Linked DNA regions of Homo sapiens: region 2 is linked to region 1. A link is a loop called in an ENCODE intact Hi-C map of the cell type or tissue named here. Cell type or tissue: heart left ventricle. All regions are shown on one strand.

Region 1 (8,000 bases):
TCCAGGCTGGAGTGCAATGGCATGATCTCGGCTCACCGCAATCTCCACCTCCCAGGTTCAAGCGATTCTTCTGTCTCAGCCTCCGGAGTAGCTGGGATTACAGGCATGTGCCACCATGCTCAGCTAATTTTGTATTTTTAGTAGAGATGGGGTTTCTCCATGTTGGTCAGGCTGATCTCGAACTCCCGACCTCAGGTGATCCGCCTGCCTCGGCCTCCCAAAGTGCTGGGATTACAGGCGTGAGTCACAGTGCCTGGCCTTTTTTTTTTTTTTTTTTTTTGAGACAGAGTCTCTGTCACCCAAGCTGAAGTGCAGTGGCACAATCTCAGCTCACTGCAACCTCTCCCTCCCGGGTTCAAGCGATTCTCCCATTGAGATTCTATTTCTTTTTCTTTTTCTTTTTCTTTCTTTCTTTTCTTTTTTTTTTTTTTTTGATTACCCAGGCTAGAGTGCAGTGGCACGATCTCAACTCGTTGCAACCTGCGCCTCCCCAGGTTCAAGCAATTCTCCTGCCTCAGCCTCCCATGTACCTGCTGGGATTACAAGTTCGTGCCACCACACCCGGCTAATTTTTGTATTTTTAGTAGAGACAGGGTTTCACCATGTTGGGCCAGGCTAGTCTCGAACTCCTGACCTCAAGTGATCCACCTGCGTTGAGGCTGCCCAAAGTGCTAGGATTACAGGTGTGAGCCACCTTGCCTGGCAGCGGAAGTTCTATTTCTATCAGCGCCTTAGGTATTACTTCCTCCAGAGGTGAAAGTGGCCACTCAAATCTTGGGCACCCCTAGGAGTCAGGATGTTGGACACAGGGCTTAACGGAGCCTGCACTCCTAGGCCTGAGCTTCCAGATCTGTGGCTGTCAGCCCCGTGGCATGGATGGAGAAGAGCCTGGCCAAGCCCCCAAGCCCCTGTACAAGAAGACTGGGAGTGTGGCCAGTGCACAGGATGGGTCCTGGAGCTCATGCCTTTGCTAGGCCACTTCCAGCCTTGGAAGTCCATCAGCCCTGGCTTTGAATCCTGCCTCCAACATGTTCTAGCTGTATGGCCGACGGCGGGCAAGTCATTTACCTCTTGGAGCCTCATCTGTGAAATGTGGATGATTGATTCCCTACCTCATGGTGCTGTGATGAGGATTTCTTGAGAGGATGACCTAGTAGTGCCCTTGGCATGGTTCCTGTCACTTAGTCAGTGCTCTGTGATCAGCAGCTGGTATTATTATAACAGTTTATCATGCATCTGTCTTCCCACCTGAAACGTGGGACAATAACCCCTGTCATACTGGCTTGAAGGACATGGTGTCGTCTGTGTGAGCTGTGGGGTCAGTATAGCTGGCATTTCTGCCACTCGAAGGCCAGCCCAACCCTACAGGGGTAAGGAGACACACCCAGTTCCCAGCACCAGGGGAAGCTGGATGACAGCTTCAATCCATCAATGATAGGCCTCAGTCCAGCCTAACTTTATGGACTGCAGAGGTACTTAAGTCTGTGGGGGTTGAAGTCTAGCCCAGTTCATCTTCCACACGGGCTGCTGCCCAGAGCAGGTAGGCAGGTATGGGATGGGGGTGAGAGTGCCCTGGGCCCTGGTAGTTCTAGTTAATCAGCTTCCAAAGCAAGGCCCCAAGGAATAGCAGTGGATTTGGGCTGGAGCTGCGTCTCTTGTCCGCAGCAGTTCAGGATCTGGTTATCCCTAGCCCTGCAGGCTGAAGAGGAGCTTGAGGAAACCTCATGCATGAAGGGACACAGATCTCAGTTCTACCTTGTCCAACTCTAGCCTGGCTTTGCCCATGTACTGCTCAGTTCTGCAGGGGGTGGGGTGTACTTTTCTGCTCTGCAGGCTCCTACCCCCTTGTCCACTGACGCAGGGTGAAGGCTGGGGTGTGTGAGACCAGAGTGGAAGGGAGGTTGTCTGGAGAACTAAACGACAGCCCTGGGGGCAACTCTTGTGACCTCCTGCCCCAGGCTCCCAGCACCATGACGGTTTCATACACTCTCAAAGTGGCGGAGGCCCGCTTCGGAGGTTTCTCTGGCCTGCTTCTCCGCTGGAGGGGAAGCATCTACAAGCTCCTCTACAAGGAATTCCTCCTCTTTGGGGCCTTGTACGCTGTGCTTAGCATCACCTACCGGTAAGGGCAGGGTCTTAGAGCTGGCGCAAGTGGGGAGACTGGGCCACCCACCTCCCTCTAACCCAAGCCTACACCTGCCTTCCCCAGGCTGCTGCTGACCCAGGAGCAGAGGTACGTGTATGCTCAGGTGGCCCGGTACTGCAACCGCTCAGCAGACCTCATTCCCTTGTCCTTTGTATTGGGTAAGGCTCCCTTCTAGTTTTCCCTGTGTCCCCCTTACTGTGTTCCCTGACCTCTGGGTTGGGTTGACAGCTCCGAGGGTCAGAATTACCCAACAGATGGTGTGGTGACACACCTGCAGTCTCAGCTACTCGAGAGGCTGAGGTGAGAGGATCGCTTGAGCCCAGGAGTTCCAGTCCAGCCTGGGCAATGTAGCGAGACTCTGCTAAAAAAAAAAAAAAAAAAAAAAAGAATTACTCAACACGGTGGCAGAGCCTTCCTGGTCAGCCAGAGCAGGCCCAGCAGGCACAGGAGCTGGGTGCTGGGTCCAGGACTTCCAGAGGGCAGGGCCCTATCACTTGCCGGACCCTCACTTCCAGCAAGGCACAAGACACCTGCTGGCCTCACAAGCCCACCCTGGGCACTGCAGGGGAGCTGGACAGAGGTGACAACCCCTTCCCCACCCTCCTGGGAAGCAGTCTCCTGGCTTTGAATCCCCACTTTCCCTCTGCTGAAGGAAGTTTGCCCTCCTCCCTCCTCCTGGCCTCGCACAGCAGGGCACTGGAGCTGAATGTTTCCTTCCCCCTGCCACGATTCAACTGGCCTGGACCAGGCCCTTTGCTGGGGGAGGTGAGGCGCTCCGACCCCCAGGCTCTCCACTCTCCCTTCCTACTCCCTCTATCACGGCGGCCAAGCAGGTTTCTATGTGACTCTCGTGGTGAACCGCTGGTGGTCCCAGTACACAAGCATCCCGCTGCCAGACCAGCTGATGTGCGTCATCTCGGCTAGCGTGCACGGCGTGGACCAGCGGGGCCGCCTGCTGCGCCGCACCCTCATCCGCTACGCGAACCTGGCGTCCGTGCTGGTGCTGCGCTCGGTCAGCACCCGCGTGCTTAAGCGCTTCCCCACCATGGAGCACGTGGTGGACGCAGGTGCGCCGCCCGCCGGGAGCCTCTGGGGGTCCGGCCCACAGCCGGATGCAGGTGGCGCCTGGGAGAGTCCTGGGAGCAGGGGCCTCCAGGGAAGGGTCTGGACTGCGACAGGAACGCGGAACCGCGAGTCCTGGGACAGCCGGTGGACGCGAGGGAGGGGAGCCAGACGGCGGAACAGCAGCCTCCCCTGGCGGCAGAGGGTGCAACTGCACCCCACCTGCTTTACCCCCTCAGGTTTCATGTCCCAGGAAGAGAGGAAAAAGTTTGAGAGCCTGAAATCCGACTTCAACAAGTACTGGGTCCCCTGCGTCTGGTTCACCAACCTGGCGGCCCAGGCCCGGAGGGACGGGCGAATACGTGACGATATCGCTCTCTGTCTACTTTTGGAAGTGAGTGGGCTCAGGACCAGACCCATCTGCCCTCCTCCCTCTAATTTTAAAGATGAATAATAATTTTAATACCTAACAGTTGTATGGCATCAGCTGTGTACCCCAGCCTTTTGGAAGCCCTGTACCCATGTTAACTCATTCATCCCTTACAGCAACTCTTGACATAGGTACTATCATCCTCCTTGCACAGATGTGGAAACTGAGGCACAGAGTAGAAAAGAAATTTGCCTAAGTTACACAGCTAGTTAGCAGAGCTGGGATTCAAGCACCCCATCTTAATACACCTCTGAGGGCAGAATGAGAAAGAGCCTCCTGGCCAGGCCCAGGCCTAGTTTGTGCTGGGCACCCCTGTTCCTTCCTCACCTCTGCTGACTTCCTGTTCCTGCTGTTCCCCCAGGAGCTGAACAAGTACCGAGCCAAGTGCAGCATGCTATTCCACTATGACTGGATCAGCATCCCCCTCGTCTACACCCAAGTAACTGCCTCTCCCCTCCCGAGTCCCAGTGCCTACTGTATGTCCTGTGCTGTGTGTGAGATGAGAAGAATTAGCGATGGTACTTGCCTGGCCATTTCAGTCCCCTGAGGCACCGGGTTCATCCTAAAAGCCCCCCACCACCCCCAACAAGGTGACCCTGTCCCCACTGGTACTGCCACACCAGGATACATGTTTGATTACTTGTCAGACTTCCCATAGATCCTCAGAGGCAGGGGCAGCATTTCTCCTTGGCCCGCTGCATCCTGCACTGAGCCTGGCTCTTCATTCTCCAGGTGGTGACCATAGCCGTCTACTCTTTCTTTGCCCTCTCCCTGGTTGGCCGCCAGTTTGTGGAGCCAGAGGCAGGGGCTGCCAAACCTCAGAAGCTTCTGAAGCCAGGCCAGGAGCCAGCCCCAGCCCTGGGAGACCCGGACATGTACGTGCCTCTCACCACTCTGCTGCAGTTCTTCTTCTATGCTGGCTGGCTCAAGGTGGGCACTGCAGATGGGCATGCCAGCCTGCTCTGTGGAGATGTGGGCAGAGGGGCTGCCCCGACTTTGGGGAAAAAGAGTGGGGCTCTGAACCCAGAAAACCCTGTCTCTGCCACCTATAGGTGGCTGAACAGATCATCAACCCATTTGGTGAGGATGATGACGACTTTGAGACAAATCAGCTCATAGACCGCAACTTGCAGGTGAGCAAGCATCAGGATCAGGAGTCCAGGGCAGCTCCTGGGCCCCCTCTCCCGGTCAGCTCTCAGCCCGGCCGTGGGAAGGAGAGGAGAGGAGGATCCTTGTAACTTGCTGGTGGCCCAGGTGTCCCTGCTATCCGTGGACGAAATGTACCAGAACCTTCCCCCCGCTGAGAAGGACCAGTACTGGGATGAGGACCAGCCGCAGCCACCCTACACTGTGGCCACGGCGGCCGAGTCTCTGCGGCCCTCATTCCTGGGCTCCACCTTCAACCTGCGGTGAGTGGCTTGCACTGGGCCTGACCCGGCACGCGGGTCCTCGCTCAGCCTCTGGGGCACCGATGCCTCGGTCCTTCCCCGAGAGCCGATCCCGCGTCCCCGCTCCCGCCCTGTGCCCCGGCTCAGCCCGCCCTCCCGCCCGCAGCATGAGCGACGACCCTGAGCAGAGCCTGCAGGTGGAGGCGTCCCCCGGATCTGGTCGGCCCGCGCCCGCCGCGCAGACCCCGTTGCTCGGCCGCTTCCTGGGCGTAGGGGCGCCCTCCCCGGCCATCAGCCTCCGGAACTTCGGCCGCGTGCGAGGCACCCCCCGCCCCCCGCATCTGCTGCGCTTCCGGGCGGAGGAGGGCGGCGACCCCGAGGCCGCAGCCCGCATCGAGGAGGAATCGGCGGAGTCCGGGGACGAGGCCCTGGAGCCCTGAGGTCTCGCCTGCCCCCGCCCGGTTTCCCCCACCCACTGCCCTCCTTCCCTCCCGTGCCCGGTCCTGCCAGCCAGCTCTATTAGAGCAGCTTTTCCTGTGTGCCTTGAAGGCCAGAGCATTTAGGGACAGAACTTGAAAGAGAAGATGGCGAAAAGGGCCTGAGCCAGGGCTGGGAATGTGTCCACTTTGGTGGGAGAGAAGGTCGGTTGCTTGGGGGACGTGAAGCTAGAAAAATAAATGAGCCCAGGCATAGAGGACTAGAGCCCAGGTGCACGGTTAGCTTCACAGCAACAGGGAGCTAGGCCATTGGTTCTCAAACTTAAGGAAGGATCAGCATCACGGAAGGTCTTGTCAAAAGAGTGCTGGGCACCACTCCCAGCATTTCTGGCACGTTAGATTTGGGATGGCGCCCAATAACTTGCATTTCTAACAAGTTCCCAGGTGATGCTGTGCTGCTTGTCCAGGAAACACAATTTGAGAGTCATGTGAAACGTGCTTGAAGGGGTATACCTTACCCTGGTAACCTTACTCAAAAGAAGGGTCAGTGTGTGCTGGGGGACTTTTGCCTTGTTTGTAATGTTAAAGTTTTTGTTTACATTGAGAATATATTCAAGTTTTTGTTTAAGTGTTGTTTAGTTTTTGTTTATATTGAGAATATATTTATTACTTGTGCAGTTATAATTGTTTAAAATTGAATTGGCATGCATGCAGTAGGATGAAGATGAAGGAAGGGTTTGGGAATCTGTCTTGGAGGCTGATTAAAGTCAGATGTGAAGGCAGCCATCCACCACCCACCCTAGACCTAGCATTTGGACTTGTGTGCCAAGCTCTTCTCCACTGCCACCAACCACACAGGGGGAAAAAGTACAGTTTACGGGTAGAAGCCTAGGCCCATCTCCATGGTGGGCCTGCAGCGCTGGGGGCACTCGGCTGATGTAAGTAAAGAGCCTTCTGTGGCTGGGCACAGTGGCTCACGCCTGTAATCCCAGCACTTTGGGAGGCCAAGGTGGGCAGATCCCCAGAGGCCAGGAGTTAAAGACCAGCCTGGCCAACGTGGTGAAACCGCATCTCTACTAAAAATACAAAAATTAGCTGGGTGTGGTGGTGGATGCCTGTAATCCCAGCTTCTTGGGAGGCTGAGGCACAAGAATTGCTTGAATCTGGGAAGCGGAGGTTGCAGTGAGCCAAGATCACTCTACTGCACTCTAGCTCTCGGTTACAGAGCCAGGCTCTGTCTCCAAAAAAAAAAAAAGTCTTCTGGAAACAGTCTGCCACAGAGCACTACATTGGAATTGTGATAAAACTATGCTCCTATACGATTCTTGCTTTTTAAATCCCAGTCTTCACCTAAAGAAATCAGTGAAGGCCAAAACTGAATATTAAGGCCACAGGATAAATGCCAGAACAGAGGAGGAAGACAGAGGGGGGACACTAGAGTGCAGTGAGTAGACTCCAGCCTCTGGCAGGGTCAGTTGACTGGATTCTAATGCTGGCTTTGCTTCTTTCCATCTGTATGTCCATGGGATAGTGAATATTTCTTATTTATTTATTTATTTATTTATTTATTTATTTATTTATTTGAGACGGAATCTTGCACTGTCACCCAGGCTGGAGTGCAATGGCCTGATCTCGGCTCACTGCAACCTCCACCGCCTGGGTTCAAGCAATTCTCCTGCCTCAGCCTCCCGAGTAGCTGGGATTACAGGTGTCCACCACCACGCCCGGCTAATTTTTTGTATTTTTAGTAGAGACCGGGGTGTCACCACGTTGTCCAGGCTGGTCTTTAACTCCTTACCTCAGGTGATCCACCCGCCTCAGCCTCCCAAAGTGCTGGAATTACAGGCGTAAGCCACCGCGTCTAGCCAATAGTGAATATTTCTAAGCCTCAGTTTCCAAATCTATAATGTGGAGACAGTAGCACCCCACAATGATGGCCATTCATTCACGAGGTATTTGAGGTTTTTTTTTTTTTTTCTGCAGCTTTTACAAGCCTTGTTCCATGGTGAGAACGGTCATCTGTGAAGGTGGTAGAAATGGAGAATGGATGGATTTCAAGACTTTAGAGAAAGAACCCACTGGTTTTATGGACAGATCTTGGCTCACTGCAACCTCCACCTCCCCAGGTTCAAGAGATTCTCATGCCTCAGCCTCTCAAGTAGCTGGGATTACAGGCACATGCCACCACACCCTGCTAATTTTTTGTATGTTTAGTAGAGATGGGGTTTCACCATGTTGGCCAGGCTGGTTTTTGAACTCCTGACCTCAAGTGATCCACCTGCCTCGGCCTCCCAAAGTGCTGGGATTACAGGCGTAAGCCACAATGCCTGGCCAAACTTCAAATTTAATAAAGTCTCAAGACTTTTTTCCCAATTAATCTTGCATATATTTGAGTACCCAGTATATGTCCATACACTTTTCCAGGTGCCAGAGACACAGCAGGAAACAAATATCCTTGTTTCCCTGGAGTACCATTCCAAAGGGAAAAGAGCAAACTTTGTCAGATTAAGGAATAAAGAGAAAAAACAGGCGAAGTG
Region 2 (8,000 bases), 50 kb before region 1:
TAAGTCTTGCTCTGTTGCCCAGGCTGTAGTGCAGTGACGCAATCTCGGCTCACTGCAACCTCCGCCTCCCGGGTTCAAGCGATTCTCCAGAGTAGCTGACACTATAGGCATGCGCCACCATGCCCGGCTAATTTTTTTGTATTTTTAGTAGAAACAGGGTGTCACCATGTTGGCCATGCTGGCCTCGATCTCCTGACCTTGTGATCCGCCCGCCTTGGCCTCCCAAAGTGCTGGGATTACAGGCCTGAGCCAGACGCTAGGCCAATCTTTTTTTTCATAGAGATGGAGTCTCACTGTGAGACCCAGTCTCAAAGAAAAAGTGTAAGAAGGCAGGGTGCAGTGGCTCACGCCTGTAATCCCAGCACTTCGGGAGGCCGAAGTAGGTGGATCTCCTGAGGTCAGGAGTTCAACACCAGCCTGGCTAGCCTGGCTAACTTGGTGAAACTCCATCTCTACTAAAAATACAAAAATTAGCCAAGTGCGGTGGTTCGCGCCTGTAGTCCCAGCTACTCCAGAGGCTGAGGCAGGAGAATCGCTTGAGCCCAGGAGGCAGAGGTTGCAGTGGGCCAAGATCGTGCCACTGCACTCTAGCCTGGCGACAGAGCGAGACTCAAAAAAAAAAAAAAAGAAAAGAAAAAGAAAGATTAAGCCGAGGAAGAAACCGAACATTGGCTATCACAGTGTTCCAGACCAGAGTTCAGGGTCCTCCTTAACTTTGCCTCAGTGAGACTTGGAATTTGACTTGTTTGTCTTTCCTGGCCAACTGTAAAGTCAAGCGTTCAGAGGCAGATTGTTCTCTAAAATGAAAATTACAAAGGCCTGGCACGGTGGCTCACGCCTGTAATCCTAGCACTTTGGGAGGCCGAAGCGGGTGGATCACTTGAGGTCAAGAGTTTGAGACCAGCCTGACCAACATGGTGAAACACTGTCTCTACTCCAAATACAAAATTAGCCAGGCGTGGTGGTGCATGCCTGTAATCCCAGCTACTGGGGAGGCTGTGGCAGGAGAATCGCTTGAACCCGGGAGGCAGAGTTTGCAGTGAGCCGAGATCGCGTCTTTGTACTCCAGCCTGCGCAACAAGAGCTGCCATTCCATGTAGAAGACAGAGGATGGCCTTATATCAGTTGGTAGAATCACCATCCACTTAAATACCTAAAGCTAAAACCTTAGGAGTCAGCCTCAGTTCTTGTTCACCCAATTGTTTACTAAACTATTAAATCCTTGCTTCTTAACCTCTCTCATAACAAACCCATCCTTTCTTTTTTTTTTTTTTTGAGACGGAGTCTTGATGTGTTGCCCACACTGGAGTGCAGAGGTGCGATCTTAGCTCACTGCAAGCTCCATCTCCCGGGTTCACGCCATTCTCCTGCCTCAGCCTTCTGAGTAGCTGGGACTACAGGCACCCGCCACCATGCCCAGCTAATTTTTTTGTATTTTTTTTAGTAGAGACAGGGTTCCACCATGTTAGCCAGGATGGTGTCGATCTCCTGACCTCGTGATCCGCCCGCCTCGGCCTCCCAAAGTGCTGGGATTACAGGCTTGAGCCACCGGGCCCGGCACAAACCCATCCTTTCTACCTTGTGGTCACTGCTCTAGTTGAGGCCTTGTTCTATCTCTGGCAATACACTTCTGATTGTATCATTTAGAATGCTTTTAGGCCAGGCGTGGTGGCTCATGCTTGTAATCCTAGCATTTTGGGAGGCCAAGGTGGGAGGCTTGACTGAGCCCAGGAATTCAAGACCAGCCTGGGCAACATGGCAAAAACCCATCTCTATTTCTAAAAAATTAAAAAATAAAATAAGGCCAGGCACAGTGGCTCACACCTGTAATCCCAGCATTTTGGGAGTCCAGGGTGGGGTGGATCACCTGAGGTCAGGAGTTCGAGACCAGCCTGGCCAACATGGCAAAACCTTGTCTCTACTAAAAATACAAAATTTGGCCACACATGATGGCATGTACCTGTAATCGCAGCTACTCCGGAGGCTGAGGCAGGAGATCACTTGAACCCAGGAGGCGGAGGTTGCAGTGAGCTGAGATCGTGCCATTGCACTCCAGCCTGGGTAACAGCAAGACTCTGTCTCAAAAAAATATATAAATAAATAAATTAAATTAAATAATAGAATGCTTTTAGCCACATGAAAAGAGAAGAAAAGGAAAGGAAGAAGGGAAGAAGGAAGAAAGAAGATTGATTTATTATTCTCTGTAACAGGAAGCCTGGTTAATTCAGTTAATTCGGCAGCCCAAGGACATTAGCAAGGACCCAGTTTCTTTCTATCTTTCTCCTCTGCCATCTTCAACATTCTGGACTTTTGTCCTCAGACTTATCTCAAAGTGGCTGCTGCAGTGTCAGGAAAAAGAAATCATTCTTGTCTTGCATTTCTTTTTGTTTTTGTTTTGTTTTATAGAGACAGGGTCTCACTCTTTCACCCAGGCTGGAGTGCAGTGACACAATCACAGCTCACTGCAGCCTGGAACTCCTAGGCTCACACAGTACTCCTGCCTCTTTCTCTGTAGTATCTGGGACTACAGGCACATGCCACCATGCACAGCTAATTTTTTTGTTTGTTTGTTTGTTTGTTTGTAGAGACGCAGTCCCACTATGTTGCCCAGGCTGATCTTTTTTCCTTTTTTCTTTTTCTTTTCCATCCCCCGAGACAGAGTCTTGCTCTCTAGCCCAGGCTGGAGTGCAGTGGATTGACCTCAGCTCACTGCAACCTCCGCCTCCTGGGTTCAAGCGATTCTTCTGCCTCAGCCTCCTCAGTAGCTGGGATTACAGGTGCGCACCACGCCTGGCTAATTTTTGTATTTTTAGTAAAGACAGGGTTTCACCACGTTGGCCAAGCTAGTCTCAACCTCTTGACTTCGTGATCCGCCCACCTCGGCCTCCCAAAGTGCTGGGATTGCAGGTATGAGCCATCGCGCCTGGCCGGCCCCCAGGCTGGTCTTGAACTCCTGGTCTCAAGCGATCCTCCTGCCTTGGCCTCCTGAAGTGCTGGGGTTACAGGCATGAGCCACCATGCCTGATCTTGCATCTCTTTTAAAAAGTGAGGAAAAATGTATTAGTAGCCTCCCAGCCAACTTCTCATTTGCTCTCTTTGGCAAGAACTATGTAGCATCCTATGCCGAAATCCTTCACTTGGCAAAGGCAATGGAATTACTGATTGGCTTCTTAAACTAATCAAGTTTCACCTCCTGATGCTGGGGAGGAGCCCAGCTGTCCCTAATCACTGGGCCTTTCCGATGACGGCCACGGAAATCAGGGTCTGTTAGAAAGGAGGAAGGTGCTGACAGCCTCACCTTCAAATCTGCCTCCACAGCACCACCCTGTGGCCAATCTCCATCTGGCCAAGTCAGTCCCCTTCTTAGTGCCCTTCCACCGATTTCCACCAGATTCTGTAAAATCAAATATAAACTCCATAGCACACACTCTAGGCCCTCCATAATTGGACTTGATTGCTTCTCCAGCATTGCCGCTGGCTCCTCCCTGGCTCACTCTTAGCAGTACCGAAACACGGAGTCTTTGACAGTTCCCTGCGCACACCTGGTCCAGGACACGTTTCCTGACTTCTTCTCGTGGGCACCTCATCATTCACAACTCACAATAGTGTATTCACAAAAATACATTGTTAGGTGATGAAAACGTCAGATCCCCTCTGCCCAAAATCTACCATGACTCCCATTTCACCTAGAGAAAGCTTAAGTCCCTACAATAGTATATAGGCCTTTACACGTGAAACTTCTGGACCAAAGATTATGGAGCATATATATTGCAATGTTGCTTTCCCCCGAAGAGTGTACCATATTACACTCTCATGGTGGGTTAGAGTGTACTCTTGTAAACCAGCAACGAGTGCCATCAATTTTAAAATTTTTGCTAAATTGTTAGATAGTAACTTATTGATGTTTGTATTTGCATTTACATTATTATTTATAAGGTAGAGTCTTTTTCCATATTGGTTAACCAGTTATATTTTCCCGTTGGTAAAGACATAAAAGTTTGGCCGAGCACAGTGACTCATGCCTGTAATCCCAGCACTTTCAGAGGCTGAGGTGGGAGGATCACTTGAGCCCAGGAGTTCGAGACCAGCCTGGGCAACATAGGGAGACCCTGTCTCTACAAAAAATACAAACATTAACTGGGCATGGTGGCACACACCTGTAGTTCCAGCTACTTGAGAGGATTGCTTGAGCCGGGAGGTCAAGGCTGCGGTGAGCTGTGATTGCACCACTGCACTCCAGCCTGGGTGACAAAGCGAGACCCTGTCTCAAAAAAAAGAGACAAGTTGTTTTTTCATGTATCAATCTTGATATTCTCCCTCCTCTGTCCTATTTCCTCCCCTGTCACCTGCAGTCTTTCCTTCAGTTCCTTCTCATTTTTCTGTCACTTCATTTCTCTACCAGCAACTATTGAAAAATAACTCCACATCTGTACCTACTGTGTGCCATGCAATTTCCTAAGTACTTTGCCTGCATTTATTCTAATTCTACCAAGGTAGTCACTGTTTCTGTTTGACAGATGAGGAGCTGGAGACCCAGAGAGAATAACTAATGAGCCCAAGGCACAGACTAAGCATTATCGACTCTTCCTTTCTGCACCACAATGCATCCCAGTTCACCTGTCCATATCTATCTTTGTCAACTAAGGTTTATCTTTTTCTCTGCCCCATTTTCTCCCCTGAGGAGTCTTTATTCTCTTTGATGCTCCATTTTAAATTATCCGTGTTTCTTTCTCTTGCTTTCTTATCAGATCTCTCTGGGTTCCTTCCTCCTCCCATGCCTCCTTCCTCTCAGCAAACCCACTTACTATGGAGAGCTTATCTCTGTCCTCTTCTTCCCTTCCATGCGGCAGCCTTCGGCCTAATCTTGGTGAAATAAACACTGCAGTACAGGCCTGGCAAAAGAGTGGGGAGTAGGGGAGAGTCGGAGAAGGAGAGGCTGGGCACGGTGGCTCACACCTGTAATCCCAGCACTTTGTGAGGCCGAGGCTGGCAGATCACCTGAGGTCAGCAGTTCAAGATCAGCCTGGCGAACAGGGTGAAACCCCATCTCTACTACTAATAATATAAAAATTAGCCAGGCGTAGTGGCAGGCACCTGTAATCCCAACTACTCGGGAGGCTGAGGCAGGAGAATCGCTTGAACCCGGGAGGCAGAGGTTGCAGTGAGCCGAGATTGCACCATTGCACTCCAGCCTGGGCAATAAGAGCGAAACTCAGTCTCAAAAAAAAAAAAAAGGGAAGGAACTGGCAGTGTGGGGAGCAGGACAGGAAGACTGTTTTCATGAGGTGAAGGCCAGGAATGTGACTTTTGGGGCACGAGGGGACATGTGAGCATATGGGTAAGTATGTGTTGGGGGCTACCAAGGATTTGGGGCTTTTGTGAGTGAGAAGATTACATGGGTTTGAAAAAGAGATTGGAGGGCCAGGTGCAGTGACTCACACCTGTAATCCCAGCACTTTAGGAGGCTGGGGTGGGAGGATCGCTTGAGCCCAGGAATTTAAGACCAACTTGGGGCCGGGTGCGGTGGCTCACTCCTGTAATCCCAGCACTTTGGGAGGCCGTGAAACCCCACCTGTACTAAAAATGCAAAAAATTAGCTGGCCATGGTGGCAGGTGCTTGTAATCCCAGCTACTCGGAAGGCTGAGGCACGAGAATCGCTTGAACCTGGGAGACAGACGTTGCAGTGAGCCACAAAAAAGACCAGCTTGGGCAACATAGTGATGAGACCTCGTCTCTACAAAAAATTTAAAAATTAGCCAGGCCTGGTGGCGGGTGCCTGTGGTCCCAGCCACTTGGGAGGCTGAGGTGGGAGGATCACCTGAGCCCAGGAAGTCGAAGCTATAGTGAGCTATGATCAGGCCACTGCACTCCAGCCTGGGCAATAGAGCAAGACTCTGTCTCAAAAAAAAAAAAAAAAGGAAAAGAGATTGGGAAACATGACGATCTCAGATGGGGCTTGAGTCTCAGAGAAGCAGTACGTTTGGGTCCCAGCAGGCAGCAAAGACTAACAGGAGGAGACCCCCAGACAGGTGGAAACAGCGCAGGGTCTGAGATCAGACCAAATCCGCAAAGCCTCCAGAGGTAGATTTGGCCCTCACTCTTCCCCACATCATAGTTAGGTGATAGCCCCTCACAATGTCCCCACCTCCCCCAGGTCCCAGTTACAGAGCAGGAGCCTGTGGCCAGCATAACGCAGGACTGGAGGGGCGCTAAGATCCAGGACACTATGGCAGGCCTGGCGCCGGGAATCCCTGTGGTCTGGACAGTGAGGGCGGTGAAAAGGATCTGGACACCTCCCTCCCCTTGGCCCACTTTGATTTCACCCCTGCCAGGGTTCGTGAGCTGATTCCATGCACTTTCTGCCTGAGTGGGAGCAGCACACTGAATGACTGTCCCATCCTCCCTCTCCCCCACACCAACACAGGGCCCATTATTATCACCCATTATTATCAGACACTCCTATCCCTGCCCTCTCCTTAGGACACTTTGCAGAAAGGTGTGTGGATATAAATCACTGCCCAGAGCAACCTGAACTAAGAACCAGCCCTAGCCCTACACCTGTTCTTTTAGGAAACCCTCCTAGCAGCAGCCTCCCTATTGGCCCCTATTGGCCCTCCTTGTCCTCCCCACCAGAACAGAGAGGGACTGAGCGAGGGTTCCCTTACCAAGATGCCCCTACAACCCCCACAGCCCACGGCCAGCTCATGCTGATTGTCATTTTTAAGTTTACACCCAAAACCCAGCCAACCTGGTTCATGCTTAAGCCCTAGACCACACAAGAAATCCGCAGAGCCACACAACCGAGGCTTCTCCACTTCCCTGGCAGAGCTCCAGGACCCAGAAGCCTGGGGAGTCGGCCTGGGCCATGACCAGGCCCTCAGGGATAAGGCAGGGACTCCTCTCTGCCGCACCTCTCCCACTTGTCTGGGGAGGCCTCAGAGTTAGAAGCCCCCTTCCCAAGTTCTGACCCGCCTAGGCCCTTTCCCCCCCAGCTTTCTCTGTTTGCTCTGGCAGTGGGCAGCCGGGTGAGCCAGGAGCTGCATTACACCAAGGAGAAGCTGGGGGAGGAGGCTGCATACACCTCTCAGATGCTGATACAGACCGCACGCCAGGAGGGAGAGAACATCCTCACACCCGAAGCACTTGGCCTCCACCTCCAGGCAGCCCTCACTGCCAGTAAAGTCCAAGTATCACTCTATGGGAAGTGAGTCTGGCTGAGCCCCTGAGCAGCTGGGGGCGAGGCGTGCTGTGGGGGTTCTGGAGTGGGAATCCCCTTCTTCTGCTGATCTCCTATGCCCCTGGCTATTGCAGGTCCTGGGATTTGAACAAAATCTGCTACAAGTCAGGAGTTCCCCTTATTGAAAATGGAATGATTGAGCGGGTAAGTGTCCTGAGAGGGAGTAGAGGCAGAACTTTTTCTGTAGCGTGGGAGGACTCAGAGACCGAGCAAGCCCCACAGCCTGCAATCTGCCCCCTTAAAACTAAGGAGGGGGATTGCAGAGGGCATCCTACAAAGGTTGTGGGGCAGGACTGACGTGGCCCGGGGTATCCCTGGCAGATGATTGAGAAGCTGTTTCCGTGCGTGATCCTCACCCCCCTCGACTGCTTCTGGGAGGGAGCCAAACTCCAAGGGGGCTCCGCCTACCTGCCGTGAGTGCCACTCCTGGGGCCCTGCTTCATCTCCCGCTGGGGACTCTCCCAGCAGAAAGGAGGGGTCTGGGGAATGAGGATGATCAAAACCTTACCAAGGTCCTAATTACCTCCCAGGCCAGGAACAGAGAGCATGGGCTTCCCCAAGGCTCTCTCCACATCCTCCTTCTCTTTCCCTCTCAAGGAAGGAAGACCTGACTTATTTACACAAAACTAAACACAAAGATCTGTAAGATCTGAGCAAAGGAGAAAAAGATCCCCACAAAGAGGCTTTGCTGGGGGAAATTACCTAGGTGTTTGCTAAGCCATTGCCCAGGCCAGAAAGAAAACCTGCTACAGGCATGTGCCT

What was found. A loop is a pair of places that touch in the nucleus more often than their neighbours do. Peaks named below come from ENCODE experiments on the same cell type or tissue, not always from the same donor. Only the 100,000 strongest peaks of a DNase experiment are listed, where the experiment ranks them.
Region 2: it touches region 1 in a loop (2.5-fold over the local background); 72 of 110 quality-filtered maps call a loop at or near these places.

What each region holds. Positions count from the first base shown.
Region 1 is chr1:44,781,676-44,789,675 of GRCh38, reverse strand. It overlaps BEST4 (bestrophin 4), which reads left to right and starts at 1,506. Exons shown (of 9, transcript NM_153274.3): 1 at 1,506-2,122; 2 at 2,210-2,304; 3 at 2,980-3,213; 4 at 3,448-3,602; 5 at 4,000-4,077; 6 at 4,371-4,568; 7 at 4,691-4,771; 8 at 4,893-5,047; 9 at 5,193-6,091. The coding sequence starts at 1,971. The coding sequence ends at 5,466. RefSeq lists enhancers at 2,278-2,963, 2,965-3,054, 2,964-3,649 and silencers at 3,175-3,304, 5,154-5,503. In heart left ventricle, a CTCF peak has its summit at 3,405; DNase peaks (open chromatin) are centred at 3,355, 4,959 and 5,303; H3K4me3 peaks cover 1,773 bases; H3K27ac peaks cover 1,010 bases.
Region 2 is chr1:44,831,357-44,839,356 of GRCh38, reverse strand. PTCH2 (patched 2) reads left to right here. Exons shown (of 22, transcript NM_003738.5): 3 at 7,016-7,205; 4 at 7,313-7,382; 5 at 7,560-7,651. Among named protein-coding and RNA genes, the nearest start is that of PTCH2, 7.9 kb to the left of the region's middle. RefSeq lists an enhancer at 2,943-3,443. In heart left ventricle, CTCF peaks have their summits at 3,142 and 3,341 (motif pointing left); a DNase peak (open chromatin) is centred at 3,296.